Regions from separate parts of the Homo sapiens genome. Here region 1 is linked to region 2. Evidence: chromatin loops called from intact Hi-C (ENCODE). Cell type or tissue: gastrocnemius medialis. All regions are shown on one strand. Each heading gives the region's core, and the rest is flanking DNA. Links, peaks and the distances in the headings are about the cores only. Region 1 overlaps PALLD (palladin, cytoskeletal associated protein). Region 2 holds the start of LOC124900809 (a long non-coding RNA gene).

The links. Peaks named below come from ENCODE experiments on the same cell type or tissue, not always from the same donor. Only the 100,000 strongest peaks of a DNase experiment are listed, where the experiment ranks them.
Region 1: it touches region 2 in a loop (5-fold over the local background); 19 of 110 quality-filtered maps call a loop at or near these places.

Annotation. Positions count from the first base shown.
Region 1 is chr4:168,877,425-168,893,438 of GRCh38, reverse strand. It overlaps PALLD (palladin, cytoskeletal associated protein), which reads right to left. Exons shown (of 22, transcript NM_001166108.2): 11 at 2,382-2,517. LOC102723331 (a long non-coding RNA gene) reads left to right here and starts at 15,816. Exons shown (of 2, transcript XR_007058358.1): 1 at 15,816-16,014. It also overlaps the pseudogene RNU6-853P. RefSeq lists enhancers at 12,003-12,252, 15,216-15,800 and a silencer at 15,295-15,534. In gastrocnemius medialis, for the core only: no CTCF peak of the experiment used is centred there; a DNase peak (open chromatin) is centred at 10,418; H3K27ac peaks cover 2,097 bases.
Region 2 is chr4:168,829,637-168,845,650 of GRCh38, reverse strand. The region is part of intron 10 of PALLD (palladin, cytoskeletal associated protein); the gene reads right to left. It overlaps LOC124900809 (a long non-coding RNA gene), which reads left to right and starts at 7,072. Exons shown (of 2, transcript XR_007058361.1): 1 at 7,072-12,914; 2 at 13,935-14,125. LOC102723331 (a long non-coding RNA gene) reads left to right here. Exons shown (of 2, transcript XR_007058358.1): 2 at 1-1,273. RefSeq lists enhancers at 4,146-4,660, 13,108-13,968. In gastrocnemius medialis, for the core only: no CTCF peak of the experiment used is centred there; a DNase peak (open chromatin) is centred at 7,484; H3K4me3 peaks cover 129 bases; H3K27ac peaks cover 7,825 bases.

The DNA.
Region 1 (16,014 bases), core at 2,461-10,460, 49 kb before region 2:
CCGGGAAGTGAAACAAGTCAAGTGCCAAATGACAAATAGTCCTGCAGTTCAAATTATTTCACTTAATAAAGAAAGGTCAGAGGACAAGAAGAGGCAGAGGTAGGAGTCTGAGGGCGGCATGAAGCATCTGAGTCCACTATGTTATTAAATTAATTTTCTCACACCTATTAAAAAATCAGTGAATTCAATTTTCAAAGAGAGTCTTAAATACCTGATCTCTTAAAAAGCTTCCCTAATCTTTTCACGGAGAATTGTAACACATCAAAGGCAGGCCTGGAGTGATTTTCACTCTGTTCCTTATAAGCAGAAATATCAATTTCATATCTATTCCTTCACCAGAATGCACCTGCTACCACTAGAAGCCAAATATACTTCACAGTTTTTTTTCTAAGTCACTATGCCATCTGGCTATAAAAGCCCGTGTCTACAGACACCAAAGATAAGAAAGAGAATGATATATAATATTAGGAAAAAGTTGGTTGAGAATCCCATTTTCTAAAAAGGGAAACCTTACTTGTCATTTTAAGCTCTCAAGTGTGGATACCTGTGGAACTTACTGTGAATGTTATTCACTGCTAAACAGATGAATATAAATATACATACAATATATATAATGTGGGTTGACCAATAGCTTAAGGAAGTCTTACCTTAACCAAGAGAATCTTAGTTCATAAGGAACATTGACATAGACAGCCAAAAAGAAAAAAAAAAAAGCTGGAGTGATGCCTTACCTGGCTTGAAAAAGTTCCCATATGTATTTATTTTAATCTTTTAAAAGATTTAGTTGACAGAGCCAGGGAAAACTTCCAGAGTATGTACATTTACACATGCAATCACTTATTTCAGGGAGAAAATATTTTCCTCTTGTGAAAATCTTCTATACTCAGTGAAATGAGTAACTAACACAAAACTTCATTGAAATTTTAATCTTTCTTAATCAGATTAAGATACCCTAATAAACTAAAATCAGCATTCAGCACCCCTCCTCTGCTCTCCAGCTTTCAAGTGTGGTCTGTTCTCACAGTTTTACTTATCAATGTTTGATAATTAAAATTCTCAGAAAACATAATTATAGAGAGCTTTCTACTCTGAAAAAGGTGTCTGAAAGGGAGATTTTATACAAAAAGATCCTTGTCTTGTACTTAAGAGCCAGGCAAATTTTTCCAGTGACAATTCCTTAATAAAGCTACAGAAGGTTCCTCTCCTTTACCTGGTAAGTCTTATTTTCTAGATTTGCTTTTCCCATCCCCTTAAAATATTCTGGAAATAGTATTTTAAAAAGAAAAGAGTATTTTAAAAGGATAGCATCAACAAAAGAGATGAAAAAACAAACAAAAACTGATGAGGAAAGACTTAAATCCAGTGGAGAAAACATCTTATCTATATATTTTACCAAATCTATTTAGGTACTCTACAGTTCTGCAGCTGTAAAATAATTATTTTTTCCTACAGTTTAGTTATCTTGCTCTAACAAACCAGAACAAGATTTTGGAACAGCCTTTACTCTTTCAGATGCTGAATTAATATCTAGTAGTAGTCTGGGAGAAAAGAACAGAACTTCCCCAATGGTTTCTCTAGTAGATTTGTGTGCGTGTGTAAGTAGTACATACCATGGAAAACAAATTCTCTTTTTGATACTTTCATTGCAGTTCGCTGTTTCTGGGTAGATACAAACCATTCCAAAGCGCACCTTCTCCATCCCTCCCCAACCCTATCAGCCAGAATGGAATCCCTGTGTTCCTTTTTTTTTTTTTTTAATACCATTGGCATTGCTCATTTGTTCCTCTCCCAACCAGATATCTGCCCTTCCTTCTTCCTTTCTTTCCCACTTACTCTCTTCACTCTTAGAAAGGTTTTTTGCATAGGAGAAAGCAGTGAAGACTGAATAGAAGGAAGGCCTTTCGTTTTCTCTTTTGTCTTTGGATTCAAATCCTAATATCAAGAGAAATGTTGAGATTCAAGGGTAATAAAATAATGTGGCTGTGTGCAGTGGCTCACATCTGTAATTCCAGCACTTTGGGAGGCCAAGGCGGGCAGATCGCCTGAGCTCTGGAGTTTGAAACCAGCCTAAGCAACATAGGGAGACTCTGTCTTTACAAAAATAAAAAATTAGCCAGGCATGGTGGCATGTGCCTGTGGTTCCAGCTACCCAGGAGGTTGAGGTCACAGGATTGTTTGAGCCTGGGAGGTCAAGGATGCAGTGAGCTGTGATGACACCATTGCACTCCAGCATGGGTGACAAAGTGTGACCCTGTCTCAAAAATAATAATAATAATAATGATGATGTTGTGGACAAATATCAAGAACCTAAGTCTTAGAGAAAGGAAGAAAGGTATGTGGGTAGCTAACATTCCAAGTCCAGGTCCCAAATCTATCAGTACCGGCTGGCCATTGTTCAGGAGGTCCTCCTTGAAGCGAAGTTTTCGTTCCAGGTCTTGAATAACAGCATCCTTTGTGCCTTGAATTTCCTCATCGGAGGCTATTCTAGCAGTTCTACTGGCCTTCTTTGGAAATCCTCTGCAGGATAAAAACACAAGGCAGTATAGTTAGTTGTCAGGCATATAAATCCAAGTCAAACGTTCAAGTCCAACAAAGACAGTGCAAGGTATCAGCATGTCACTCCCACTATTTTTTATGCTACATCTGTTGCAACTATGATGGAAAGAACCATGAAAGCTGGTTCAGGTAACACTAATTGGATCCAGGTTTCAGAGAAGGTTCACATACATTAGGGGAGTATGCCTTAGTGGGTAGGTAGATGCCAAGGATGGGGAAGGCCTACATTTAAGTCTTAGCGAGGCGGCAGCATAAAGTGAAAGAATGATATGATTTATAAGTAGAGCTAGGTTTAAAATCTGACTCTATCTCGTATTAAGTTTGTGACCTTGGGCAAGTTTTAAAAAAATATATACCACATATGAATGTTGAGAGGTTGAAAGAGAACGTATTTTTATCATACTTTTATTCAGTCTTCTAGTGCTTTGTAATCATTATTCAACAATAGTGCCTAGCCCATTTGAAATCAATATTAAGTTTGTTACCTTCCCTTCCATCCCCTTATATCCTGATTTGATTAGGGTAGGCCAATGTTATTTGAGGTCTATTTTATACAAGAGGGCTCTGGGAGGTCTGCAGGTCCTGCTGTGCCTGGTGTCTCAAAGCCTCCTGAACTTCTGGTGAGGCCAGGGCTCTTAGGACAGGTGATATCTCACTGCCTCTTTCCTTCCAAAGGCAGCAACAATGACCTGAGCTGTGTGAGCCAAGGGTCATTGGTGCTGGATGCTTGAGGGGTACAGAATCACTTCTGTTGGTGCCTTAAGCAAGTTGCTTCCTATTTTTCTTCCTCTTCCCTCATAGGGCAGTGGACAAAAATTAATGAGAAATAGAATACTAAGCAATGGGGAAATGAATTGACCTATCGCTACCCATATCAACAAAGCTGAACTTCAAAAACAAAGTTCCGGTGAAAAAAAGCAAGTCACAGAAGAATATATATGATATACTTGTATTTATAAACAGGCAAAAGCAAAACAGCCCCCTGCTACAGCAGTGGTTCTCAAGGTGTGGTCCCTGGACCAGCAGCATTAGCATGACCTGAAGTTGTTAGAAATGCAGATTTTTGGCATCACTCCAGACCTACTGAATCACAAATTCAGAGTTGGGGCCCAGCAATCTGTGTTTTAACAAGTTCTCTAGGTGTTACATGCAAAAGTTTTAGAAAGAAACTGAGGGGAGCATACATACATGGTAAAACCATGAAGAGAAGAGAATCATTAACTCAGAAATTCAGGGTAGCAGTTACCTCTCAGGGAGAGTAGTGGATGCAATTGGGGAGGGTCAAATGGGGGCTTCAAAGGTACTAGAAATGGATAAGAATTTCATTTTATTGAGGTATACGTATAAATTGTATATACTTCCTTATTTATATTACATAGTTCATGATAAGATATTTCAAAGTTTAAAAAGTTGACTGCAGGCCGGGTGTGGTGGCTCACGCCTGTATTCCCAGCACTTTGGGAGACCAAGGTGGGTGAATCCCCTGAGGTCAGGAGTTGGAGACCAGCTTGGCCAACATGGTAAAACCCCGTCTCTACTAAAAATACAAAAATTAGCTGGGTGTGGTGGTGGGCGCCTGTAGTCCCAGCTACTTGGGAGGTTGGGGTATGAGAATTGCTTGAACACTGGAGGCAGAGGTTGCAGTGAGCCGAGGTCGCACCACTGCACTCCAGCCTGGGCGACAGAGCAAGACTCCGTCTAAAAAAAAAAAAAAACCACACACACACACACACACACACACACAAAATAAAGCAAACAAACAAAACTTTACTGCCAAAGCGTCAAGGCACTGTGTGCCTCATGTCACTTCACTGATACAGTAGAAAGCACAAGTAAGGCTAAGAATGTACCTAAACACTGGGTTCACGGTTTCACCCACCAGTGCTGGGAACAAAACAGTCACTAAGTATGCAGCAGAAACTCTGAGGATCCTGTAAAGACTCTGCCACCGTCCCTCCTAAGTCATGATGCCATGCACTCCTGAGGCCTGTGCTCCTGGTCTTCCCAACAGCTGTTCTTTCCTCTTGGCCACTCCCCTTTGTTTCCTTGCTGAATTTTTTCCTAATTTTGCTGAGTGTTCACCCTTCAATGTGCTTATAGAAATGTGATCCCCCTCCCCAGACTCAGGGGGTAATTAATGTACGCCAATTTAAATGGTCTCAATCCCCTCGAGAGTGATTAGTTTGGCCAAAGGCATGCGATATAGCCTGGGCCAATGAGACTGGAGGAGTGGGGGGTAGTCAGAGGGTGGAGGTGCTCTAGTTAAAATTCTCTCATCTCTGAAAAGAAACAGAAGGAAGAAATGCCCCTCTTCTTTCACTGGATATCACTGTGTCAGAAATGCAATGTCAAAAGCGGCATTGTTCACTCCATAACTGTAAGAGGAGAACCCATATGTGCCAATGATGATAGACTGAAAAGATGGAGAATACCTGGGCCCTGATAATGTTTTGGGGGCACTGTCTTAACCTACCATGGAACTACCCTACCCCAGACTTGTTTCATAAGTCAGTAAACCCTGTGCATCGAATCTCCTTGTAGTTGAGTCTTCTGATACCTACAGTGGAAAATATGCTAACTGATTAAAACCTGCTATTCTAGGTTTGTCCCTTTTAGTCATTTGCCCTGAAGTTCAAATAAGGTAACACTAGACTTTACAAACTCATTTTGATATTTAAGGAGACCCTGAGACAGTAAGAACCATAGGAATTATTTATAACTTCAATTTCTAGTACCATGGAATCCTTTAACAAACACGTGCATAGTTTGCTAGTTTTCCCAAGCCTGGAACCTCTCTCCCCTCCTACTCCTTTATCTGGGGTTGTTATCATCAGTCTTCAGCTTAATGACTCCTTGGAAAGGATGTCCCTGACTAAGCTTGTCCCATTAGTTGTTTTCCTGATAGCATCTATCACTCTACTATTTTTTCATATTGTCTCTCCCTTACCATGGCTCCTTTGTTAATCACAGTGCTGTTAACAGACACTCAAATAATATTTCTGAAATGAGTGAATGGATGTACTGTCCATCTCTACTTCTGATTTCTCTCTCCCCTCCCTTCCTCAGTCAAGAAAACTTGTGCCAGAGCCATGTGAAATCAGACCCTATGTAAAAAGTCAGGCCCAGGACAAGTAAAAATTATACAATTTTGGAAGTGAAGTTCTCTGCATTTCACTACAGCCTTACATCTGAGAACTAGAAGAGCTAGGTTTTGAAGTCATCTTAAAGGTAAACTGAAGGCAGCCAGCTCTCTGTTACATCAGCAAGGACTGGGAACACACACATTCCCATTATTACTCTAAGCCTGTGCGATGTAGACCATAGAACAACTATGTGCTGATGAGCAGCCTTCAATGACAGAAGGCACCACTGTGTTTCTGCAGGTAGACTACACTAAGAGCTGTGTTCTCAGCACAAATGAAAAAGAAAGGGGAGACAGGGAGACCATCAAGGTCAGAACAGGTCATCTCAATCGGAGGAGCGGAGAACTGGTTTTTAAAAGTCAGCCACAAGTTCCCTTGGACAAGAAAATACCTGTCTATTCACTGTAGAATAAGTCCTGTTCCTTGGGAAGCATTTCTCAGTATATTTGACTCTTAAAGGGACTTAGAACAACTGCTCTGGAACATTCCATAGAGTTGTCACCTTGGTTTGTGTCCCTGCCACAAGGGTAATTTATCCTTTCAAAGGGTATAATTACAATTAGTCTTTGGCTCAAGTAAAAACTGATTATTCTACTTTTTCTTTTTCTTTTTTTTTTTTTTTTGAGACAGAGTCTCACTCTGTTGCCTAGGCTGGAGTGCAGTGGCACCATCTCGGCTCACTGCAACCTCTGCCTCCCAGGTTCAAGCAGTTCTCCTGCCTCAGCCTCCTGAGTAGCTAGGATTACAGGCATGAGCCACCACGCCTGGCTAATTTTTGTATTTTTAGTAGAGATGGGGTTTCACCATGTTGGTCAGGCTGGTCTCGAACTCCTGACCTCGTGATCCGCCCGCCTCGGCCTCCCAAAGTGCTGGGATTACAGGCATGAGCCACCATACCTGGCCTCTATCTTATAACAAGTCACTTCCTTCAACATATCAAGATTACCAGTATGAAGGGCAGTTACTTAATTCCTAATTTCCTACAATGTTAAAGACATTTTCCTCTTTACTTACAGAATTTAAGGTACTCATATTTTCTTGGTTCTAAACAATTAACACAGAAATAAAAATAAACTGAAATATGTTTTTTCTTTTTATAGACTGGGTTTTGCTCTGTCACCCAGGCTGGAATGCAGTGGTGTGATCACAGCTCCCTGCAGCCTTGACATCCTAGGAGGCTCAAGCAATCCTCCTGAGTCATCCTCCAAGTAGCAGGGACCATAAGTGCATACCACTGTGCCTGGCTAAATTTCCATTTTTTGTAGGGACAGGTTCTCCCTATGTTGCCCAGGCTGGTCTCAAACTCCTGGGCTCAAGGGATCTTCCTGCTTTGGCCTTTCAAAGAGCTGGAATTACAGGTGTGAGCCACTGTTCCCAGCCAAAAGATATTTTAAAATGTCTAATAGTGATTAGACAAATATTTATTGAGCATCTAGCAGGGCCCAGTGCTAGGCCAATACATTAATACAAACCCTGTTAAGCCTAGAAAAAAAGAGTTGGTTTCTAAGGTAAGTGATTGTTAATGCCTGATGACATCATGGAATTCTATGTATTAAGATTTTATGCATAAAAATGAAAATATATTAAAAAAACCAAAAGCTTCATCATGATAGTCTCAACACTAATAGTTTTTGCTTCTTAGTACATTTAATTCAAATTATTATATTGAAGAACTGTAACATTAATTGCTTATATCTTCCTTTACTGAGCTTTCTTATCTGTTTTTCCACAAAGAAAAATAAGAGAAAATTAGAATTTGGACTAATTTATGTTTGTACATACATACATAGGTGGTGATGGGAACTGTAGGTTCTTTACCCAAATAGTTAGGTCCTGGAAGAGGACAATTTATAGCAATGGTGACACATGCATTATTTGGTGCCTTGTAGATAGCAGGTACAAATGCTTGCCTCCCTAGTTGGAATGAGCATCACAATCTACTACACAGTTTATATTGCATTCATCCTTGAAGGCTATGAAAATTAGATCCTGAACCTAGAGTTTGCTGTTAGGCCACCTCTGCCTCCTACTAAAATGAATGTGTCCAGCCTATCAAAGATTCTCTTCAACAAGCATGAGCTCCATGACATATTACATTGCAAATCTGACTTTTTGCAAATGTACGTGGCTGGAGACATGCCAATCTTAGCAGTCAGTGCTTGAAATTGAAACTTGAGGGGGAATAAGAAAACATTCCAGTGGGCAATTATTTACAACGATTAATATTTGAACATTTTTAACTTACAAAAATGGCAGTTTCATAGAGGCTATATGGTTTAAAAATACAGAGTACTTCATGACTTTGTGTGTCATCCTTGCACAGAGGCCATGCTAATCTTCTCTGTATCATTGCAATTTTAGTATTCACACTGCCAAAGCAAGCACTCAACATTATTTAAGTGAGATGGCAAAGACCCCCCCACATCCTAAAGGATGGTCCTTGATCACAAAGGCTAATAACCAAGTTGGGGAATAAGTTAAGGAGCAAACCATGTGGTACCAATTCTAGATGCAATGGGAATAAAAAAGAAACAGAAAACAGTGCTGGCTAGAATGACTGCAGAAGACTCCATGAAAGAGGCAAGTTATAAGCCCTTGAAAGATGACAAGGATGTAGACAAGTAGAGTGGAGAAGAAGAAGAAATTCAGAGTCAGCGTGAATAAAGAAACAGACGTGATAACCTGTTTTTTTGTTTGTTTGTTTTGTTTTAACCACTTAAAAGCTGTGTGGTTTGGGCTAGTGACCTAATGACCATATGTCTCAGTTTCCTCCTTTGTAAAATGTGGGTATTAACAGCTCGTATCTGATGCGATCACTGGGTAAACTACATGAACTAATGTGTACTAAACACTTAGAACAGCGCCTGGTGTAGTAAGAGTGGATCTGAAGTGGCAAACAGAAAATATTCAGCATGGAAGTAAGTCACAGAGACAAGATTGGCTGAGATAAACAGAATGGAAGAGGGGAAGGAGTTTAAAAAGATGCCAAGAATTCTTGACCAGAATTTACAAGAATGTGCAAATAACCCTTACTGATTGCCTTCTCAGTGTTCAACTCTGTTCTAGGTGCTAGAAATACAATGTTGAACTAGGTCACAATAGTTAGAAAAATTGTATTTTTATGGTGGATATGGCAGAAAGAGATAAGAGAAAAGAATGGAAGGCAAGACATATCAGGAGGTGGTAAACGCAATGAAAGGACAGAAGTATGAGCAGATGACTGTATCAGACAGTGTGGTCCATCAGACTTCTGAGGAGGTGACTCTACAGTGGTGGCCTAAACCATAGGAAGTGGCTGGCTATGTGAGACCTACAGGGAGAGCTTGGCAGTGCAGAGGTCCTGTGACCAGAACCAGCCTGGCAGGGCCAACGGATGGGCACTGTGAACCCTGAGGAAAGAGGTATGGAATACAGTTTTCTCACACTTATTCTAATATGGAACCTCTTCTCTTTTTCAGAGCATCTCACTGGACTAACGTAATTCAGAAACACTTTACGAAATTAAAAGTTGAGGACAGGGTTTAGGGGTAGCATGCAAGGTGAGAGTTAGAAATAAAAGTGGAGTATTTTGAAAGGGGAGGCATGAGGAAAGAAAAGCAGTTATAAGTTTTGAGGCAAAAATTTGGCAACTGAGTTTGTTTTCCTATAAAACTAATGCTATGTTAGAGTTTAATGTAAGATGGTTGTAGTTCTGCTCCCTGAAGTGGCACCTTCTTTTGATAAATGAAGAGTAGCAACTCATTAGGAAATAAAAAGAGTGGTGACAAAGACATGATCTCCTTTTTTTTTTTGATGGTTTGCACAATTAAAAAAAAATAAAATAGTATTCAAAGTTAGTAGTTACCAAAACCAGAACTCTTCACAAAAATCCATACTCAGAGGCAAACCTTAACCAATAAACAATTTGTAACAGGCCTCCTGCACTAAATACTTCATTGTATACACACTCAGCCCAACTGTACAAAAAACATTACTGATCTGTTTACTCTGGCTTTAACAGTAAGTCATTTGTCATTTAAAAACAATATTCATGTGGTTGGGATAAAAACATCTCAAACATATACACAAGCATCTGGAAGGTAAAATTTTCCAGATTCAATCACCACCAAATCCCAAGAGGTCTCTTTTTTTGGCTACTGAATAATCTTGAAAGCATCCTTCCCTTGATATGCTATTGCAGGTCAATTCTGTGAGCAGATTTCAGAAACTCAAATTTCCAGAGCACAATATTGATTAAAGAGATAAGGTACCAGAATCAACCAGAGAATTTAACTATTACAAGTCCTCTTATTCTACTCTTCTCACATTCAGTGAAATCTGATGGTAACTAAATTCCACAAAATTTCAGAGTGAGCAAACTCATTAACATGTTGGCATTTAAATATCACTTATATTCAAGAATGTAATGTATTAATATATAAAAGAGCCCAAGATATACAAACTGAGCTTTTGTATATCAATTCTGTTTTCCTTTTACTGAATTTTACGGTAAAGCAAAGGCTGTTAAAGTACAAAAAATGGGTAACTTAAGCTCATATTTAAAGGAAAATAGATAACTTTATTGTAATATCAAATTCTCCTCATATTATATTTTGGGTTCTTTAAAAAAGAAAATGACAAAGGCACGTGGGTTACTTTTTTTTTTTTTTTTGAGACAGAGTTTTGCTCTGTCACCAGGCTGGAATGCAATGGCGCAATCTCAGCTCACTGCAACCTCACCCACTGTGTTCAAGCGATTCCCCTGCCTCAGCCCTCCCAAGTAGCTGGGACTACAGGTGCACACCACCATGCCCGGCTAATTTTTTGTATTTTAGTAGAGATGGTGTTTCACCATGTTGGCCAGGATGATCTCGATCTCCTGACCTCGTGATCCACTGGCTTCGGGTTACTTCTGTTCATTCATTCTGTACAACTTGGTACACAGCCGTACAGGTCTGATTTTGAGCTGCCCCAGGGGCAGAGACATTTCAACAGAATAACCCAGTCGCAGCAGATCCTGGAGGCCTTGCCTACTAATTTGTTGGTAAATACTTGTCCAGGATTGGATACAACTTGATAAGATACTGGACCCTAATGAGCCCAGTAATAACACCTCCAACCCCTTCAGGTCAGAGAATGAAAAGCCCCCCACTATCTGTTTCCTGAAAAATAGGAGAAAGATAGGTAGATGAGATGTCTGCAAAGTACATTGCGGCTTGTATCTGTTGGATTCTTTTTCACTGGTTACTATCTAACCACAGTCTTGACTTGAAAACTGGTGAAAATGCCCTGTGTCATGAATCTTAAAGTACAGTTAAATTTGTTACAAAGTTTTCCTTGACTCGGGGATTCTGATTTGCTGCTTCTACAACAGCTTTCTTTAATCAAGAAATGTTAGACATTAGAGTTATTTGAGATGAACCTAAGTCACGCTATGCTCTCCTTGCTCAGGCATTTCTTCCAGAACCCTGGGAAATCCCGTCACCTCTTGAGTAACGATGATAGTGTCCCCACCTACCCGTTTCCTATGAGGGAGAAAGAGAGCGACAATGAGATAATGTCCATAAGGAGCTGTGGGCCTATATAATAAAAGCTGTCATTAATACATCTGTATAAAAGCTCTTATTGACACATGCTCTTCTTTGTGACAAACATGGGGCAACATTTCAAACCAAAGCCCTGCTTATATAAAAGAGGTAGTTAAGAGCATACAACATTGTGGCACTGTGGCTATGTGGCACTCCCTTATGAGCACAGATTCCAAGAATGTGAAGATGGCAAAAGAAACAGTGCCAGTCTGGTTCCAGGGATGGGTCTGATCTGATTCACCCTTCAGACTTAGTATGGCCACTCAGAGACCAGCAGAGCAGAACTGCCACACTATGCCTGTCGGCACTGCCAAATCTTCTGGGTTTCTTCTGTGTCTTAGGGCTGATTTACTATGTGGAGAAACATGGTTACAGCAATGGAGGCTGTAACACCAACTTACCAGCAATAGTGAGGGGAATAGAATACATTAATTTTATAAAAGTGCAAACAGATTTCTCTCTAAGGCATGCTCTCCTTACTGCCTCCATCTAAAAGAGTTTGTCAACTTAATATTTGTATCTGTTGACAGCTTTGTGCAGGGCAATATTTTGCCAGTGACCCCAGTAAATTTGGGGAAGATGTAGCATAAAGGAAGAAAGGCATTTGAGGAACTGTATGTATAGAAGTTCCCCAGACCGCAGTCAACCTCTCTCCGGCTCACAGAACAGCATGCAGTTGGTTGACTGCGGTCTGGGGAACTTCTATACATACAGTTCCTCAAATGCCTTTCTTCCCCAGATTTACTGTCTTTTGCCTCGGCTTTGTGGTTTATCACTGACATCCATGACCTTTGTTCCCTGCTTTGACCTCTGCTACCCAAACATATGAAAAACAGAACCTTATCTCCACAGACTGTTTAGAAACTTAGTACTTACTAACCTTCCTGTCTACAGATGAAAATAAGAACAGTGTGAAACAAACAGAATAAAACAGCAAGTATACAAGTATGATTAAGCAAACTAAGAGAGACTGGACACAGTGGCTCAGGCCTGTAATCCCAGCACTTTGAGAGGCCAAGGCAGGCGGATCACCTGAGGTCAGAAGTTTGAAACCAGCCTGGCCATCATGGTGAAACCCCATCTCTACTAAAAATACAAAAACTAGACGGACGTGATGGCCCACACCTGTAATCCCAGCTATTTAGGTGGCTGAGGCATGAATTGTTGGAACCCAGAGGCGGAGGTGGCAGTGAGCTGCAATTGCACCACTGCATTCCAGCCTGGACAACAGAACAAGACTGTCTCAGAAAAAAAGAAAAGAAAAGAAAAGAAAACTAAGATATTGGAAATTTACATTTAAGATTTTGGTAAAACAAGGCAAGTGAAAAAAACCTAATGAATTTCTACTTCATTGTGTTACATATAATCAACCAATTTGTTGGTACTTGATATATATGGCAAAACTATCCAGCTAAAGAAATAACACTTATAAGTGAAACTGAATATATACATCTTATGATAACTTGGCAGTTCCTGCAAGTTCCAGGATGCCAAAGTCATGGCAGCCCTGATAGGGACACTCAATCTTTGGCAAATTATTTGGATTATTATGGTAAACAAAAATAGTAACATTTTTGTTTTTAATTCAGAATGCAAATGACAGATCCCATAGTATGCCAGAGGAAAAACATGTTTCAAAAGACACATTTATCAAACCAAAATAATGAATTCTTCAAGTATGCGTGATTTAGCAACAGGAAAATTCCTTGAGGACAAAACGGTAACCACATAATAATGGCTTACTGAGCAGGCATGGAGCTAAAAATCTGTAGTCTGGTATTGCCACTTTGATGTCACAGCACTTCACTATCTTTGGGTACAGTTTTCCATGGCCACAAAATCGGCACGACTTCTCCATTAATTTTTAAGAAATGGCAGGAACGACTGGACTCTTGTGGTAACAATTATAAGCTATTTTGACTCCATAAAATGAGTCACTGTGATAGATGCTGACAAGAAGCAAGTGCTCCTGTTACTTGAGGTAAGCCATTAAAACTTGCTTATCTTAAGAAGGTTTCAAAGTCACTGATCAGCACAAACTGCTGTTTCTACTACAAATGATAAATGGCACAATCATCACCACCTTTGAAAAACGAATCTTTGATCAAATTCTATAAGAGAAATATTAGAACAGATTATTTACACAGTACTCCTCTTCCTGGGAAGCAAGACTTGGTACCCTTTTAATGAGAGAGGATGAAAAAGTGTCATGCAACAAACTCTGGCTCTTTGGGTCTCTCTAACAGCTTCTTTGTACCAAGATAATACACTTCCTTTTCTAACAGCTAAATAAAAGCTCAAAGAGAAAAAACAAGGGAGAAGGACAAAGGTTCTCCTCAGACAAGTTGACTGACAACTTTCAACAGAAGTCCATTATCACATCATTACTATATTTGGCTCCTTTTTTGGACTTGTTTCTTTATATATTCATTGGACTGTGTTTCACCCAATAAGGATTTGAGAAGAAGCCACATTTCAAATTAATGTAATCAACATTTAGGAAGTGCCCAACAAAAGAAGCATTGCTAACTGAAGCTGCCTGGTACACCTTTGTCGAGGCCCGACATAGCAATGCTTGCCTTTAAGGTGGCATTAGTGTATCCTAGCAATGGAACACTTTTATAGATGAATGAAAATAACTTGAATTCTAAGATCTTCTCCTTTTTACTGTTTAGTAGAGTTCCTTCTTTTTCTCTCTGAACAATAGTATGCTTCTGGCAAACTCTGAAGTAGGATTTCAGAAGGAAGAGTTGAGATATGGGTGCTGGCTTAACCTTTGTGAGCACTTCCTCATTTTTGAAATCTTCAGTAAAATGAGTAAGTACTAGCATTTACTCATTTTACTCTTCAACCAAACATGCCTAACACCTGTACTGTATTTTTTTGAGGATTTTACTGTACTTCTGTAGGTGTTATTTATCCTCAAAGATTTTCCATTTTAAAGACCTCATAGGGCTGCCACATCATCACTGTGATGTAAAGAGAGACATATTAGATCACCTGCAAACAGAAAGAGATAGAGGAGGCATGTAATGTATCTCGAGGTCACAGGCCAGGGACAAAACTGGCATCATAATTTCTCCACTAGGTTGCATACACCCTCATTTATCTACATCAAAACATAAAGACATTTACATGCTTTTGCCCCCTTCCAGTCAATCACTAGATTTACACAAAGGCTTATTTCTTAAATCTGTTAATTAAGGTTTTTCAAAAACACTAAGTATATACTTAATAACCAAACTCCTTCACATCCATTGTAATGCTGGCATGAAATATTATAATAAAACACATAGTTTGGTGGTGAGAGCATGGATTCGTGTCTCGGTTTAGTGGCTATGTGACCCTGGGCAATTTATTTAACTCCTAGACTCCTCAGTACTTTAACTGGGGCAATGCTACCTCTTAGGAATGTTGTATCAAATGAAATAATACATGTGAGTTGCTTAGCACAGTGCTCAATAAATGATAGCTAAGCACCCCCCCCCCCATAATGATTAAGAGAGGGCACTGCATAGATTTTGAATAGTTCCTGATGAGAATCTCATATTAATTCAGAGGAAAAAGTTCTGATTTTGATAATGTTAAGTGGCTACGCAAGAATCACTGAGTCAAATTGCCGTTAAGAATTTTTACATCGCACGGAGAGAAATGTGTGAAATGTTACTGGGGCGCTCTGGGTTGCAGGCTGATGGGAGCGCGTGTATGGAGATGTGGGAGTCCCAGGGCGACCCGAGGCGGAGGGGCAGGGAAGTGGAGGACCGCGGCGGTTACTCACGCGGGGGTGACACCCTTGGGCAGCCCCAGGGCGTTGACGGCCGCCGGCGGCGGCTGCGAGGGCAGCAGAGCGCTGAGGAAGGCCGCGGGCGTCTGGCTGTGGCCGAAGCGGGTGGCAGGCGACGAGCAGTGGGACGCCTGTCCCGGGCTCGGGAGCGGCGGTGGTGGCGGCGGCAGTGGGAACACGTCGGGCACCGGGAAGGCAGCCGTGGGGCTGAAGACCGGGGGTGGCGGGGGCGGGGGCGACGGCGAGGAGGAGCCCCACGGGGCCTCGGGCTCAGCGCCGAAGGGCTGCGCGAAGGGCGGCACGGGGGCGCGGCCGAACTGCCTCGGCGTCGGGGACATGGGCGACGGGAGGCTGGACGAGCTGGGGCTGGAGGCCGGCGTGCCGTGGCCCGACGCGGGCCCGAGGTTCTGCGCGGCGATGAACTGCTTGGGGCGCGCGTAGTTGAAGGAGCCGGAGGACTGCATGGCGGGGGCGGAGCGGGAGGCCAGCGCGCTCATGGGCTCCGGGGACGCGGGCGGCGTGCAGGCCGCGAGCTCGGGGAAGGCGGGCGGCGGCGGGAAGGGGGGCGAGGGCGGCGCGCTGCGCGGGGCTGGCGGAGGCTGCCGAGCGCCGGCCTCCTGCTCCAGTCGGATTTGGTTCTGGAGTTGCTGGAGCTTCAGAGGGTCCCTGGGGGGAAAAAGAGAAGTGACACCTTCAGAGATGGAACGGCCAGGAACGTGTATTCCAGGAGTGAGCTCAGCTTGTGGACATCGCTTGGCACTTAGGCCAGCTGCAGAGAACACCCAGGGAACGGGCACACGTTAGCAGGCCCAAGTGTGGGGCCAGCAGTTCATTCTGGACCAAGCGCTAAGTCAGTGAAGTATGCTCGCCCATTTCACTCTCATTTAAGTTTCACATAAGGTGATCCCAACCAGTTTACAAATCCTGATGGAAATTTTGTCTGACTTCCAGGAGCCATAATTTG
Region 2 (16,014 bases), core at 3,624-11,623:
GTTCCAGGAACCCTTCGGATACCAAAATCCACACATGCTCAAGTCCCTGATAAAAAAATGTCCTAGCATTTGCACATCACCTACATACATCCTCCTGTATATTTTAAATCATCTCTAGATTACTTATAATACCTAATGTAAAGGCTATATAAATAGCTGTCATGCTATATTGCTTTTTTTCTTGTATTATTTCTATTGTTGTATTACTGTTTTTGTTTTGTTTTTCCAAATATTTTTGATCTGTGGTTGGTTAAATCCATGAATGTGGAACCCAGGGATCCAGAGGGCCAACTATTATCTAAGACAGATGATGCTATTGGAAAAGAAGAAAGGTGTTAGTAAGGGTCCTAAAATTCCTTAAAGGACCTAGAACAATTTCTCCAATGATATAGACAGGTAGGAAATATTTTGTTCGATTTCTGACCGTATCCCTTGATAGAAAGCACATTTTCATGTTTTCCATGGCACTTTGGGTGTGGAAAGCAAGGCCTTCCACAGCTGGTAAAGCCTCCCTCACCTCCTCTGCTCCGGTGCCTCTCTAGCCACACCAGTCACCTGCCATCCTCCGGACACACAGCCCTCCCCCCTCCAGCTTCTCTACCCAGCTTCAGCCTTCTCCCAAACTCTCCACTCTCAGCTCTTGGTTCTCTCCTGAAGCTTCTCCTTACTCCCCCAGGCAGAGCTGGTCAGTCCCTCCTCAGAGGACACTGAATCTGTTTCACCCACAGAACTAATCAATTCATTCTGCATCTGGGCCCCTCCCTTCCGAGCCTAACCCATGATGGCCTGGTCAATGTCCTACTTAGTCGGGAATGCTGAGCACAAAACAAACTCAGTACATGTTTGCTGAATAAATGATACTGGATGTGTCTGCTAGCTTTTTGAAGCATTTGGAAAGACTTTCAAGCACGTTAATAACTTTTTAATATTTGGAGTTCACCCTTTATTAGGAAGTTGGCAGGGAAGATACGCTGTGGGATGCCAGAGTCCAATCTCCTGTTGCACAACTTTTTTTTCCACCTCATATATTCTAATAAATCTCAGATAAAATTAGAATACCACAGAAATCACAGGGTCTTGCGCTGATGGCACAGTTTTTGACGAGCGACTGGGACTTGGAGAGAGAAAAGTTCAGTGTTAGAAAAGCTATGAGCTGCTCAACCATTCTGAAATCCACAAATTCTTGAAATTCTCAAGGCTTGTGGGGTTCCCCACTTCTCTCTTCTGTGTGCGTATATGTGTATTAACAAGAATAAACAATGATCTCACAGGACTGTTGAGAATTAATACAGAATGTAGATAAAATACTTTGTAAATAACCAGCATCACTGAATATGTATTGACTAAATGGATAAAGCAGTTCACTTGGACTTGGGTAGAAAAAGCCCAGTCAAGGGTGGTCTTTATTTCTAGGCACACTCAATCATGGTTTTTAATCTTTTACAGGTTATTTAGTCTTCTAGAAAAATTGCACCCAAATAAAAACAAACAAAAAACAAACTGTCAAAGCTCTTTGATTTGCACAACCAGATACGTGACTTTCCTCCTAAGTAGGGATTCAGAGTAGATAGACAACCTAACAGCATCCTTGTTAACGCGTGAGGAAAGGACACCCACATCTTCCTTCTCTAGTTTGCTAAAATTCAAGGTTACCGACTCCTTTTCACTTTCACTAAAGTTCTTAGTAGATATGCTATAAAGCTGTAATTACTCCTGAGGCACCCATGAATAAGAGAGGTGCCCAGGCTTTGGCGAGGTGTGGTAAATTTGGCACGGAAGTTCAATTTCCGTAACGTTGTTTCCAGCCCAGGAAATGTCTCAGGTGGCTTGGTATGGGTGAGCTGCTGCCAGTTTTTCGGGCATGGGCTTGCCATCCTTGGCTGACATCATTTGACTGGATTCTTTACTCTGCTTGCCCCACAGAATACTTTGCATTCAATTAGTCTCCATTTTCTCAAACACCCCATGCGATCACCACCATGTCTATGTCTCCAAAAAGCCTAATATGGAAAGCCTCTAATTCATGTGTGGATTCTCCTTGCCTATGAAAATAGAAACAGCAATTACTACTGTGCAAATCAAAACTACAATTGGAAAACTTTCTAATTGTAGCATCATTATTACCTGGAATAATGGGCTACAACTATGACTGCGGCATTATATCAACAGAATTCTTATACTACGTATGTGCTACACTGAATTTGTTTATCCTGATGTCCAAGAACTATCTGAAATCATTAAATGTCAAACATAAATTTAAAATACTCCTTTTAAGGAGTATTAGGTAAACTTACCTAACTTGAGCTAAACAAGGAAGATAAGCGCTGACCAGGTGGAGCCTGTGATTTTGCAAGCCAAACTTTCTTCTGTTCCCCTGGTCTAGAGGTTGTATCAATTCATTAATCATCCCATGTTTCCCAAATTAGAGTATATCCAATGGGTATTACCTCCTGAAATATAAACTAGCATAAATTTTCTAAAAGGTTTGCAGGGAAGTCTTTCATGTTCTGTGGCCCACTAATGGCAAACCTTCCTGCATTTAGAATTCCTTTCTGGCAAAACCACAGTAATTATGCTTAACAGCTGGTTAGGTCAGGTGGCACTATGTATTTCCCTGGCCTTCGTATACTATGACATATACACAACTACACATTTGTGGGACCCCCGTCTATCATCATTTTTTGGGTAACGAGCACTTGGGATTTTTGAGAAGCTTTTATTTCTAATATAGTTTTACTGATTATGTACAGGCTTATAATTTGAACTAGAATGTGGCCCTTACTGATGTCTGAGATTCATCTTTTTATTTCTCCAAAACCGGGGAATCATATTCCATAAAGTCATCTACTTAAATGTTTTTACCAAGTACTCCATGAGGGCATGGAGAGAAGACGGAGCAGATAGAGAGAACTGGATAGGAATGCTTTTTAAGTACCTCCTTACATGACAGGGACAGCAAGGCTGAGAAGAAAGTAGCACTCCTCTCCTCTAGTCTTTTTGCTTTAAGAGAAGACTCAAGGCAATGTAGGTTGTCTGGGGAAAGGCAGCTGGCTGTGGATGGCCTGAATGAGAGCTACCAGCCCATCAGAAGATAGACTTGGAGTGACAGCCATTTTCTCAGCCAGTTAAGAAAATAAAAGAAAGTATCACAAAGCAAGAGGTCTGCAAGTCCCAGACACATTTCTACACTTGACTCCATCATTAACTCATGATATCTACACCAGGATGCAGATTTCTGGATGGCCAAGGAAAACATCAGGTGTCTGTTAAGCTTGCCAGAAGATGATCCATATGTTCAGTCAGATCCTGTGGTTTCATAAGAGTTCCACCTTTAATCAGACTGCTGTGAGCTGGAATGTCATGTTTTCCCGATTTGTAATTTCAGTTGAATGCCCATCACCAATAAAAGTGAAATTGTTTTTCTTTTTTTAACTTTAAAGAATGTAGCAGAAGGGATGCTGTATCTGAAACCAAACCTAAAAGCACGGTGAATGAAAGGAGGAGCAGATTACCTCAAGGGCAGAAGAAAATCCAAAAGCCACATATAAAGAGGGGAATCAGACCCATAATTCATAGCAGAGCAACTGCACAACCAAACTTTGTTTCAAGATATTCAGTCTTCATCACATTCCTTGCTAACTCTTCAAATGACAGTATTAACAGTGGAGCTGGATTACTCTGTAAATGCTACATACTTGCTTTATTTTTCACATAATAAACCAATAATTGTTGGACTACATAGGATAGGAAATCTTTCACTATCAGAGTAATTCTGAAATATATGCTGAGAGATTTCAGTAGACTGCTATGGTGACAGGAAACAATGGGAGCTAAATGACATTGAGCAAACATTCAGGAGTCCAAGGTGATTATTCTTTCATTTTCAGATTTGTATTTAACTTAATAAGTAGACAAAATCAAAATAAACACATAGGAAAACTGAGCTCCAAGCAGAGTTGTAGAGGCTGCATGGAGCTTACCCAGGAGCTCAGATATTATAGAGCCACAGAAGGAGCAGACAGAGAGCGGTCAGGTGGTACCTAGAACACAATGACTGTCACTCCGTGGCTGAGGTGTCTACTCAACCCCACTGCTGCATTTTCTCCTCAACTGCCAGCCCAGGGCAGCTGGCCAAGTTGTAGAAACTGCCACTGTGTGGTTCCCTCAGTAAGCCAACCGCACTTTTCCATTGGAATTGCTTTCCCAAATAAACTGGTCTTCAGGATTTTTAAGCATTTACCCTTAAAAACTTTCCTCCTGAACATGTAGTCAGTGTTCTCAATTTGACTTTGCCAGATTTGCCATCTGTGCTTAAGCTTTTGGAAAATTCTGCAGTTGCCCTTGATGCACATTTTCAAGTGGTAAGATCACTCTGCATCTCAAAGGATGCTTGCTGTGCTGAGAAGAAAAACACAGTTGGCCTCAGGAGATCCAGGTCCAACAGCTCACCTTGGGAAAGTCCCAACCTTTATACATGTTAATTCTTAAACATTTATATAGTGGGCCGGGCGCAGAGGCTCACACCTGTAATCTCAGCACTTTGGGAGACCGAGGCAGGAGGATCACGAGGTCAGGAGTTTGAGACCAGCCTGACCAACATGGTAAAACTCCATCTCTACTAAAAATACAAAAAGTAGCCAGGCGTGGTGGCACGCACCTGTAATCCCAGCTACTCAGGAGGCTGAGGCAGAAGAATTGCTTGACCCTGGGAGGCAGAGGTTGCAGTGAGCCGAGATTACACCAATGCACTCCAGCCTGGGCAACAGAGCGAAACTTGGTCTCAAAAAATAAATAAATAAATAAATCTGTATAGTGGAGGTGAGGATATCTACCCTACCCAACTCCCCTACTAAACAGCAGCAAATGTCCTGGTATTTTTAAACGAATGGAACTTGACCCTCCCATATAGCACTGCCTTTCACATATCTCAACCTTGATATGCTCTGATGAATCTAAATTTAGGCTTTAAAAAAATCTCTCAATATAAAATCATTCCAAATAACTTTTAGGTGAGCTGTCAGACTACGTTGTTCATTTGTACCCTGAGTCAAAGAAGTTGATCTGGGTAAAGGTCTGGCAGCTTCACACCTCTGGTCGTTTCACTAAGCATCCACCACGCTTCTGAGTAGCTCTGGAAAAGCGGGAGATGAACTGATATTACAATGGTATACTTTTCTAGGTTTGCAAACTGACAACTCTTGGTGGTTGTGTATAAAGAAGGGCCAAGGAATCATGAACTTGGACAGCTGCCTTATTAGCCCTAGCTGATTTTTTCTGCCCTTCAAAGACATTTGCAAGTTCTTGTATATCACTCTCTCTCTTGCAAATAAAAGCTTCTCCCTGGAGAGGCGAGCTCCTTATCTCTTGTTCCTGGGTATCTTACAGTCACTTGCCAGGACAGATTTATAGTTGCTGGTGTGGACAGTATGTACTCAAACGTTCTCTGTTACATAACAAAATGGTGCAATGTGAGAGAAGTATGGAATACATTTGGATTCATTTTGTCTCTTAATAGAGCCAAAAATAGATTTTTTTTAAAAAAAATCTACATCTTCCACACAAATACATCCATTTATAGTTATGAAGACAAATAGAAAATGAAGCTTTACCAAGAAAAACCACAAGTTTTTCTAACTCCAGTTTTGAATCAATCTATTTGAGGTTTCACTGGAATACACTTTATTTACTTCAATATTCTGTCCCTGGGCAGATTTTGCAGACTATAGCAGAGCCTAGTCAAATGACAGGATCTTTAGTCAACCTTGAAACACGGAGAGCCCAATTTTCTTACTTTATGCTCTCTTTGGGGGCAAACTCATCCTCTCCCAAGGCTTAAATTACCATCTGTGGTGATAATTCCCAAATCATGGTCTCCCACTCAGATCTCCTCCCAGAATGGCAGCCTAGGTATATAATTGTGTCCTGGACATCTCCACTTGGAATGTTCAAAACTAAACTCTTGTCCTTACCTCTGTAAAACGGCGGCTCCATCTACCCAGGGTCTGGCAGAGCCCTGGGAGTAACCTCTGATGCACCCCCGTCCCTTACCCCTCCCATCCCCCCTCCCTCACCCCTCCCATCCCACCAACACCACTTGTAGTCAATTCCTTCTCCTAACTAGCCTTGGAATCCACCTGCTTCATCAGTTCCTTTGCCATTCGCTCAGCTGAGATTACCAATATCTAGTTCTCGTATTATTCTAACCGCAAGTAGCTTTCCCGTTTCCCATTGACTACCTACAGAGCGCCCACAACAGTGTGCCAGCCAAGAAGGAGTCATGAAACAGACATAGAAGGCTTCTTCACTGCCCCCAACAGGGGCACCATCTGGTGGGAATGAGGCTTGACTTAGGTGGTCCCAAGAGAATACTACAAAAGAGTATACAATTAAGAATTTTTAGCCAGTCGCGGTGGCTCACACCTGTAATGCCACCACTTTGGGAGGCTGAGAGGTCAGATCACTTGAGCTCAAGAGTTCAAGACCAGCCTGAGCAACATGGCAAGACCTCATCTCTATTAAAAATACAAAAAATTAGCTGGGCGTGGTGGCGCATGCCTGTAGTCCCAGCTATTTGGGAGACTGAGGTGGGAGGATCACTTGAGCCCAGGATGTCAGGGCTGCATCGAGCCATGATCATGCCACTGCACTCCAGCCTGGGTGAAGGTAGTGAGTTCATGTCTCAAACAAAAAAAATTATTTCTTAGTCTAAAACTTAATCCGTTATGGGAATGAGATTAACTCAATGAAATAATTAACAGTAATTGCTATACAAGTACTGTTTTGGGAACTAGGAACATCACAGCATTTCAGAAAAGGGAGAGAACAATGTGACAATTAGGACGAAAAGCTTAAATGAAATTTCTGGACAAGTGTGTAGGTTTCCTGTAGCAGTCACTCAACAAGCATTAACCATACACATAGTAAGTGCAGGACTCTGCTCCAAGTAAATGACACAGCAAAAAAAAAAAAAAAAAAAAAAAAAAGGAGTTAGAAGATAATCTCTCTCCTCAAGAAGTGAACTAGAGAATTCTGATCTCCAATATACTGTGGAAGGATGTTAAGAGTCAGAATTTGACCATGGGCAGATCCTGAGTGTACATTTCACCAGCTAAATTCAGGCTCCCTTTCTGCCAGGTGACTGTTTCACATCTCTCTCCTCAAACTGCACCCCCGGCCCCGCACTCCCTCCCCGACCCTCGCTCCCCACTGATGACCACACTCCCCATTCCACTAAGAAAACAGAAGCAACACAGAACTTCCACGAGCTTCCATTGCTCCTTCCACCCAGCCCTCATCTGTGCCCCCAGATTCCGCCTGTTTTCTGGGGCTACAGGAGAATCAGCTCTGTGCTCTTGGCTGAGGTCAAGCCCTCTGCTTGTGCACAAAACCCCAGCCGCTCTAGGACATCCCTCCAGCAACTGTCCTCATCTTTCCTGACCTTGGGATAGAAAAGGCCAAGCCCTTCACCAGTCATTCTTGGATACCTCCCCAGTCACTTGCTGCAGTAGAAGCAGTGACTGATGAGGGTGACATGTACTCAACATTTGGTGTTACGACATAAAATGGGTTGCTGCGAGAAACAATAGCGTATGTACTCCTGGACTGATTTTGTTATCTCACAGCTGTCCTTCAGCCTGTATTCTCTACTTGCCTGAACTGCAACCCCAACCTGGCATTCCTCATGCTCCCTAGATCTATTTTACCACATAGCACATAACTGTATCTGAGGCACTAGCTGTTTAGTTTGTTTTGCTTACTGTTCATCTCTTTCCACTGGCATATAAGCTCCACGAGGGCAAGGATTTCGGCATATTTGTCCATTTCATTCACTGCTTTACTCCCAGAGTCTAACACAGAGCCTGGGCCACAGGACTTGCTCCAAAAATATTTGTTGAATTAATGAGGTCCCAGACTTGCCATTTCTGATCTGTGTGATCTTGACAAATTACTTACCCTCTTAAAATCTCACTTTCATCATTTTTAAGATGGGAGTGCTGATAGTACTCACTACGTGGGATTGTGGTGAGGATTAAATGACATAAAATGTGTTCAACATTTTAGCACATTTTCTGGTTTGAAGTACTCAACGAACGGTATATATTCTATGATTAATTCGAATCATATCCATTAGCATCCAGGTTTACCTTGAGTGTATTCAGCTACCGATAGGTGCTGGTTTGGACATTCAGTAGACTGGCATGAAAAAGAAAAATAAGATGTCTACATATGTGCTTTCCTTCTACTACTGAAGACTATTTAAAAACTAACCTTCACTTAAAAAATACTGAACATACAACTAAGTAACATTAATGTCTAGGTCTAGGTTACTAAGTTCTCAGTAAAAATGATGTTTAGTAAGGAAACGATGTCAGTCAGCCTGCAGCTCATATTGATAAGCCATCCAAAATTGGTCCCATAGGTGATGACATCTAGACCTCACTTCTTCCGCTACCTGTGCTCTCTTCCCCCTCTTCTCTTTCCTCTGTTGTCACAAAGCCAGCTACTGCCAGGATCCCCCCTCCCCATCGCTCTGCAGTCCAGGGTGGGGTCTCTGTTAGCATGAGGAAACGTGAAAGGAAATGTATCTCTGTGTACCTTTATTTTCCCTCCAGGGCTTAAATGGAAAAAGAGAGAAGGTGGAGTCCCTTTTGCCATTGTAACTGGAATTAAAAACCTTAAAAAACTCAAGTTGGAGCTCTGAGTGCATTTTCCCACAAAAACCATGTTATATATAGTGGTTTGGTTCTATGGTACTATTAATAAGACAGAATACTTCAGCTATGATTTCTGGGCTGGCCTGGGAAACCACTAAATATGACATAGTTTCAGTGAAAAAGTGTGTTCAGGGTTCCCAGCAATGAGTTTTACAAACCCACAATCAGAACACAACCCATCTGAAAGCTGAGGGCCGCCTACTTCGCAGTAGGTTTGACAGCCTCACAAAGGCATCCGAATGTCATAGACGTCAACGCCAAGCTTAAGAGTCTCCTGCGTGGCGCTCCAGCAGTACTTCATCTCTGTTTGCCTGATCCCCGTTCTCTAATGTGGCGGGCCTACCTCACACAATTTTGTGAGAACTGAAGCACCTGGTTAGCAATAACTATTCAACAAAGGTTAGCTCTCTTCTCTCCCATTCATTGGTGAAATTTCAGTGTCTGTACTTTTTACTTGGTTTCATGCATTTTCTTATGAATCTATTTTTAACACTTCTATATGAAAAAAATACAAAGCTTTTGCCAGTAGAAACCAGAAAACGGTTATTGCTCATTTCTTCTGGCTGACACACCTTGTCTGCAAATGGCAGCTTCTCCCGCAGCAGGAAATCTTTTCCATCAAATAAGCCATTACGCCTTCCAACAGTCTCTGCCAAACTGAAAATCACCATCTTCACTTACCATAGTGGCAGAGCTTTGGCAGTTGGGCTAACGCGCATTGAGCAGGGAGACTCGGCACTGACATTAGCTAACCATCCCACATTTCCATCTTGTTTCCTCGTAGTCATTATCCAAAATACACAAGGAAGAGAGGCTCACCTAACTGGAATGGCTTATGTTACCAATTACGGTCAACCCTAAAGCACATAACCAGGAAGGCAGCTAACACTGACTGAGCAGGAAGAAATCTGTGCCCTAAGTAGTCCACGGAGTTAGGCAGAGAATTGTACCTGCCACCAGTTTCAAAATGCTCTTTCTCCTTCCCTGACACCTCAGGCTCTCCTTATTTCATTTTATCTCCATGTCTTTTCTACAAGAATGGGTCACTGTTTTCTATTCATTAAAACTCTTTGAGCCAGGCACAGTGGCTCACGCCTATAATCCAAGCTACTCAGGAGGCTGAGGCACGAGAATCGCTTGAACCTGGGAGGCAGAGGCTGCAGTGAGCCCAGATCATGCCACTGCACTCCAGCCTGGGTGACAGAGCGAGACTATGTCTCAAAAAAACAACAAAACAAACAAAAAACTCTTTGGATGAAACATTTCTCATCTACCATCTCTAATTCTTTATCCTCTCTTAAAATTTGATAACAGAGCTTCCCTGTTTTTTAAAAAAAATCCCTTAAATTCGTGCAATCTCAAAGAGATCTAGGGCTAAACACCTGGGAGACTGAACTAAGAAGAAATGAGTGTCTCAATTTCCTCTCTGTATGGCCCTGGAACAAATCCTCACCTTCTCTGCAGCTTTTTCTCAAATCTGGTCGAGTTCCATTTCTTGTATGGTGTCTCAAAAGAACATTGCTAGAATGAGCCAATACGTATATAGTACCAGGAGCACTTTCAAAGAACGCTTTAGTGCTCTTTTAATGTATTATTTTTAAAAAGTATATGGTTAGTGTCTATTTTCCCCATTTACTTGTAGAAGATTATTTGTAAAATACTGAATGGGAGGCAATTTTTGAAGTATAGTGAATTGTGATTACTCAGAGTTTATCCGGATCTCTTGAAATAAGTGCTGAAAAAGTGCCATACGTTTTGATACAAAATTGTTGAAGTGGAAAATATACACAAAAGAAAATGTCGAATACACCTTTTTATAGTTCCCAATGATTGTGAAAGAAATCTGGAAAGGGGGGAAATCAACAATTGTTTGGACAATTAAGAACTGTTGGAACACGCTAATAATTTCCCCTTGAAATAATGACTTCAGCACCTTGAGCAGTATGAACTCCACCAACATTGCCAGGAAATGCTTTATATGTTTCAGGAATAATTAGTTGCTTCAAATATAACAGAGTCAAAGGTTTACTGTAACCTAGGGAAAATAATATTTTGCAAAAATGCAAAAATGCAACTACCCTCAAAGGTAGTCCAAATAATATAGTTCATGAGCAAAGTTTTAAAGGCTTAAGACAATAGAGTAAAATTCTGAAGATCAAGTACAATGCAAGGTGGTGACATTTAATTTTTTTTTTATTTTTAGATGGAGTCTCGCTCTGACACCCAGGCTGGAGTGCAGTGGTGTAATCTTGGCTCACTGCAACTTCCACCTGCTGGGTTCAAGTGATTCTCCTGCCTCAGCCTCCTGAGTAGCTGGGGTTATAGGCACACACCACCACACCTGGCTAATTTTTGTATTTTTAGTAGAGACCGGGTTTCACCACGTTGGTCAGGCTGGTCTCGAACTCCTGACCTCGTGATCTGCCCGCCTCGGCCTCCCAAAGTGCTAGGATTACAGGTGTGAGTCTCTATGCCCGGCCTATTGTTACCTTTAAAAATATTAAAAGTCAACTAAAAACTATCTAGAGCTCATAAGGATCTACTGAAGCAACACTAAGGCTACTATGAGTAGGACACCTGTTTATTGTTTACTAAGTCAGTGGTCCTCACCTGGGACAGACTGGGCCTGTCGTTATTACATTATTTAAAGCAGGTGAGCTACCACACCATCCCAGCTATCAGAATTTTATGATTCATGAATTCCAACAATCACAATAAAAATAAAGCTGCATTATTTCCAACCATCCCCCATGCTCCTCACACAGGGCACCAAGTTTTCACATAGCCAGAGATGGTGTGGATGTTGGCATATTTTGCTACTTGCTGTACATGCCCAGTTTCTTAATGAATGCGGTCACTGGGAAACCAACCCCACTCCTTTTTCTAATGACAAAGTACAAGAATCAGTAAAAAAAATAAGTAAAGCTTAGGGATTGGGGGAAAAACTGTTTATTATCTAGCTCTTGTCTATCTCGTATGTTTATGGTTCAAGGATGTGCTATTTATTAACTGCCTCCCTCAAGTTATAAATCTTACACTCACACAAAGGCATAGGGGTACATTAGCTTCAAACTATCTCCTATATCCATTGATCTAAACAGACATGGGGAAAATCAAATTAACTCAAACCTCTTATCTAAATCAAAGTCTGCCAAGTCTGAAGGGGGAAAAAAATTGTTTTGGGGGGATGTGAAAAAAAAAATAGCAAGAAAGATGCTGTCTTTCTAGAAGCAACCCAAACCCAAATCCCTGGACAATTCTCTGGCTATCTTTTCCTTAGGTAGTGGGAGTTAAGGAGACAGTCCTGACAGGAGCCTGCATAACACAAATCAAGAAATTATCCTCACAGCCAAGGCTGGTGACACCATTCCTTAACCTGGCGGAGGGGAGCTTTTCAAGGCTTATGAACCAGGATCATATTATTCCATGTCTCTGAAGCTTGGGTCGGTCCCTCTGTCCTTTTCTCGTGCTAGTTTCTCTGTGATTACGCATTAAAATGTAGAGCCAGTCATCTCTGGCTCCTAGAGACTCCCAGGTTGATGAATGCACACCCGTCCTGGAATTTCGCCTGAAGACCAGTAACGGGACTCGGTGTGCCCGGGCCTGTTCGGGGCACGCAGCGCAAGACCCGGCTCCGCAGGGTGGGAAGATGCCCGAGCCCAGGGAGACCCGACCGAGACGCCCCCTCTCCTGCCCAGCGCGCCCCCTTCCGTCCCCAGCAAGAGAGCAAAGGTCCCAAGCCTCAATCCGGGCTCAAGCGACCAAACCCCTTTCTAGAGTCTGGACCACTCACCATTCGGGACAGAGCTGCCCCCAAAAGTTAAAATGAGACAAACGGGCGGGAAGCCCCCAGCCCCGGGGCGGGGCCGGCCTAGAGCCCTGCGCTCCAGCTTTGGGAGCTCACCCAGGCCCGGGGAGGGCCAGCCTGGCTGCTCACGGGACCCTCCCTTGTTGGCCCGGCCGTGGCCGGGAACCCACGCGTGGCCGGTGCGCGCTGCCAGTGCTGCAGCTGAGGTTCGGGTTCGGCCCGCGCCCGGCGTGAACAAAGCGGCTGCCAAGGCCTGGGACTGAGGGGACTGAGCCGCCGGCTCCACGCCGCCCCCAGGCCCAGAAGAAACACCGACTGCGGGCCGGGCACAGCACCCGGCCGGGGAAAGGACGCCCCGAGTTACGCGCAAACTTCCTTTGAATGGCGCCCAGGTGGGGTGAACCATCCCAAAGAAAGGAGGATGGGCTTGGGAAGGGAGGGCTCGGCTCAGGTCGGGGGGACCCCTCCGTCCCCACCCTCTCCCCGCCAGCTGCCAGGGAATGATGTCATCGCCTCTCCCGGCCCTCACCCCTGTCTCTGCCAGCCCCGCTTTCTCTGCTCTCCCACCCCAGGTCTGACCCCTCAGGGAGCGTGGCCAAGATTAAGAGAGGGGCGGGGGGCCGTGGGGGTGCGAGGTGTTCAGAGAAGAGTTAGGAGAGCGGGAGGGATCGTCCGTGGCAGCAGAGCATCTTCTCCCGTCTGGGCCCTGCCAAGATGATGCAGACATTCCTATCTGGAGCTCCGCTTTCAGGGATCTGTGCTCCCGCGGGCCGGGGGAGGGAGAGGGCTCGGGAAGGAACCGGCCGGGTGGAAAGTGCGCTGACGAGTCTCTTGTCCTCCCCGCCCCCACCCTGTCCCGAGCCCTGCACTCCCGACTCGCGGCCCACCCTGCACGCTGCACTCCCTTTAATTCACACATTTCTTCCACCAGCCTCAGGGCCGATTCCCCGCGCCTACCTCGGCTCTCCGGGCCGCCTCCCGCTGCTGCCCGATTCCGCGTCCGGAGCGAGCGGGAGCTGCAGCGGGCTCCGCGGACCGGGCGCGGGGCAGGTATCGGGCTTTATACCTCGCCCGCCGGGTGACTCAGGAGGCTCCGAGCCTTCACCCGCCGCCCTTCAAAATAAGAGTCCGGCGGCGCGGCGGGCGGGAGAGAGGAGGCGTGGCTCGCAGCTCTGGGACGCGGCCCCCAGGTTAGGGAGGCTTCCCCGCACCCACTCGTAACCTTGTCCCGCCCTTTGCATCTTTCTGGTCGCAGGCCCCTTCCTGGGGCAGCCAAGCTACAAATCGGGCTTTCCTGGAACGATCGAGAAGTGCTAATAACGGGAAAGAATTTAAGTTTTTTAGGCCCATAGATATGTTGTCGGCTTGTTAGGATGATTCTCCTCCGGTGTTTGTGTTTTTTTCCTTTACAGACTAAAGAGTGTCCAATAAACGCGACTCCAGGGCAGCGTTTTAGGGGAAAGCAATAAAAACTCACGGTAGAATGGAAGCTGCCCTGAAGGAATGGAACTGCGAGACTGGGGCTGGGACTGGGGCTGTGGGGAGGGAAAGCACATACAGTGTAAAAACGATTGTGTGACATTAAATCGAAAAGCACAAATCATCATGCAGTATATTTCTTTTCTAAGAAGAGGAAGGATAATTTTTAGATTTCCATTAATTAGTTTACTGGGTTCTGTGTAATAAAAAGCTAAATTCAGGAGCCCTTAGGGTGAGAAGAGTAAAGCATTTGATCTAGCAACATCTGAGGAACCCGGTCCCTATCCTATCCTGTGATCCTCTTAGCTCATAAACTACTGGAGGCCCTGAGTCACTTATTTTAACGCTCATCTACACAGGAACTTCTGTAGAAGTGTTTTCAAAGAGGAACTGGACTCATTCGTTCCAGAATTAATATTCTATGCAAAATTTGTGACAGATTGTGGGCTTAGCCCTAAATCCAGATCACCAACTTTTCTTTCACCAGATCAGCTAAGGACACCCCTGGCTCTGTGTATAATCCTCCAGTAGCTGGGTTGGCACACCATGTCACAACAATTTCTGTCTTCTTTCTCCTTCCAGAGTGTGCTCCTTGGCCACTGGGACCAAATCTTTCACACACAATAAGCTGTTAACAAAATGAATGCATGAATGAATGAATGAATGAATGGTAATATCTACCATTTACTGAACTTACTGTTGTGCCAGGCTGTTTCGGTAACGTGGTCACTCAGTAACTGCCAATAAATGCTAACTAGTTTTGAATAGCCAGTAGACCACTTGTTTAAAGGGTTTAGTACTGTAACTGTATCCTGCCGTCATTACTGATATCTAACACTAGCATTGCTAGGTTCACTGTCTTCAGCCAGGTAGTCTATTCCTCTCTCGGAAATATCTTTATTGACTTTTAAATGAATAACGATGTCTGTAAAATATTAAAAACCAAATATTGTTCTTTAAACAATAAACCAAAATTGAATGTCCCTGTGATTTTACTCCCAGAGATAAATTGTTAGCTGCCTAAAATATAGTCCTCCAGGCTTTTGGATGTGTATTTAAACACACACTTAAAATAGCTTAGATAATTGTTTCCATACAATTTTGTAACTTTTTTTTTTTTGAGACAGGGTCTCACTCTGTTGCCCAGGCTGAAGTGCAGTGGTGCAGTCATGGCTTACTGCAGTTTTGACCTCCCAGGCTCAAGTGATCCTCCCACCTCAGCCTCCTGAGTAACTAGGGCTACAGGCACGTGCCATCATACCCAGCTAATTTAAAACATTTTTTTTTGTTCAAGACAACGTCTCGCTATGTTGTCCAGGCTGGTCTCAAACTCCTGATCTCAAGTGATCCTCCCACCTCGGCCTCCCAGGCGTGACCACCGCACTCAGCCTATAACTTTTTTTTTTTTTTTTTTTTTTGAGACAAAGTCTCACTCTGTCACCCAAGCTGGAGTGCAGTGGCGTGATCTCGGCTCACTGCAACCTCCACCTCCTGGGTTCAAGCGATTCTCCTGCCTCAGCCTCCCAAGTAGCTGGGATAACAGGCGCCTGCCACCACACCCAGCTAATTTTTGTAGTTTTTGTAGAGATGGGGTTTCACCATGTTGGCCAAGCTGCTCTTGAACTCCTGACCTCAAGTGATCCGCCTGCCTTGGCCTCCCAAAGTGCTGGGATTATAGGCATGACCCACTGCACCTGGCCTGTAACCTATTTTTTTTAACCTAATAATATACTGACCATAGTCATCTTTCTGGGGATAATACAAAGCATTATCATCTCTTGCATTTTTGAGAGGGTGATAGACCAACAATTCATTGTCCTGGAACACAAACTTTAAAGAGTGAAAATCACTTTGCCTATTCTAATATTTCTAACAGTATTTCCCTGTTTAGCTTCACCTTTCTTTGAATTCTCAGCTTGTTTACGCCCATGTCAAAGGGCCCTTAGGGCTGCAGCAATGACATCACGTGGCCTGCAGCAGGGTTTTCTTGCAGGCTGTGATGGGACACTGACT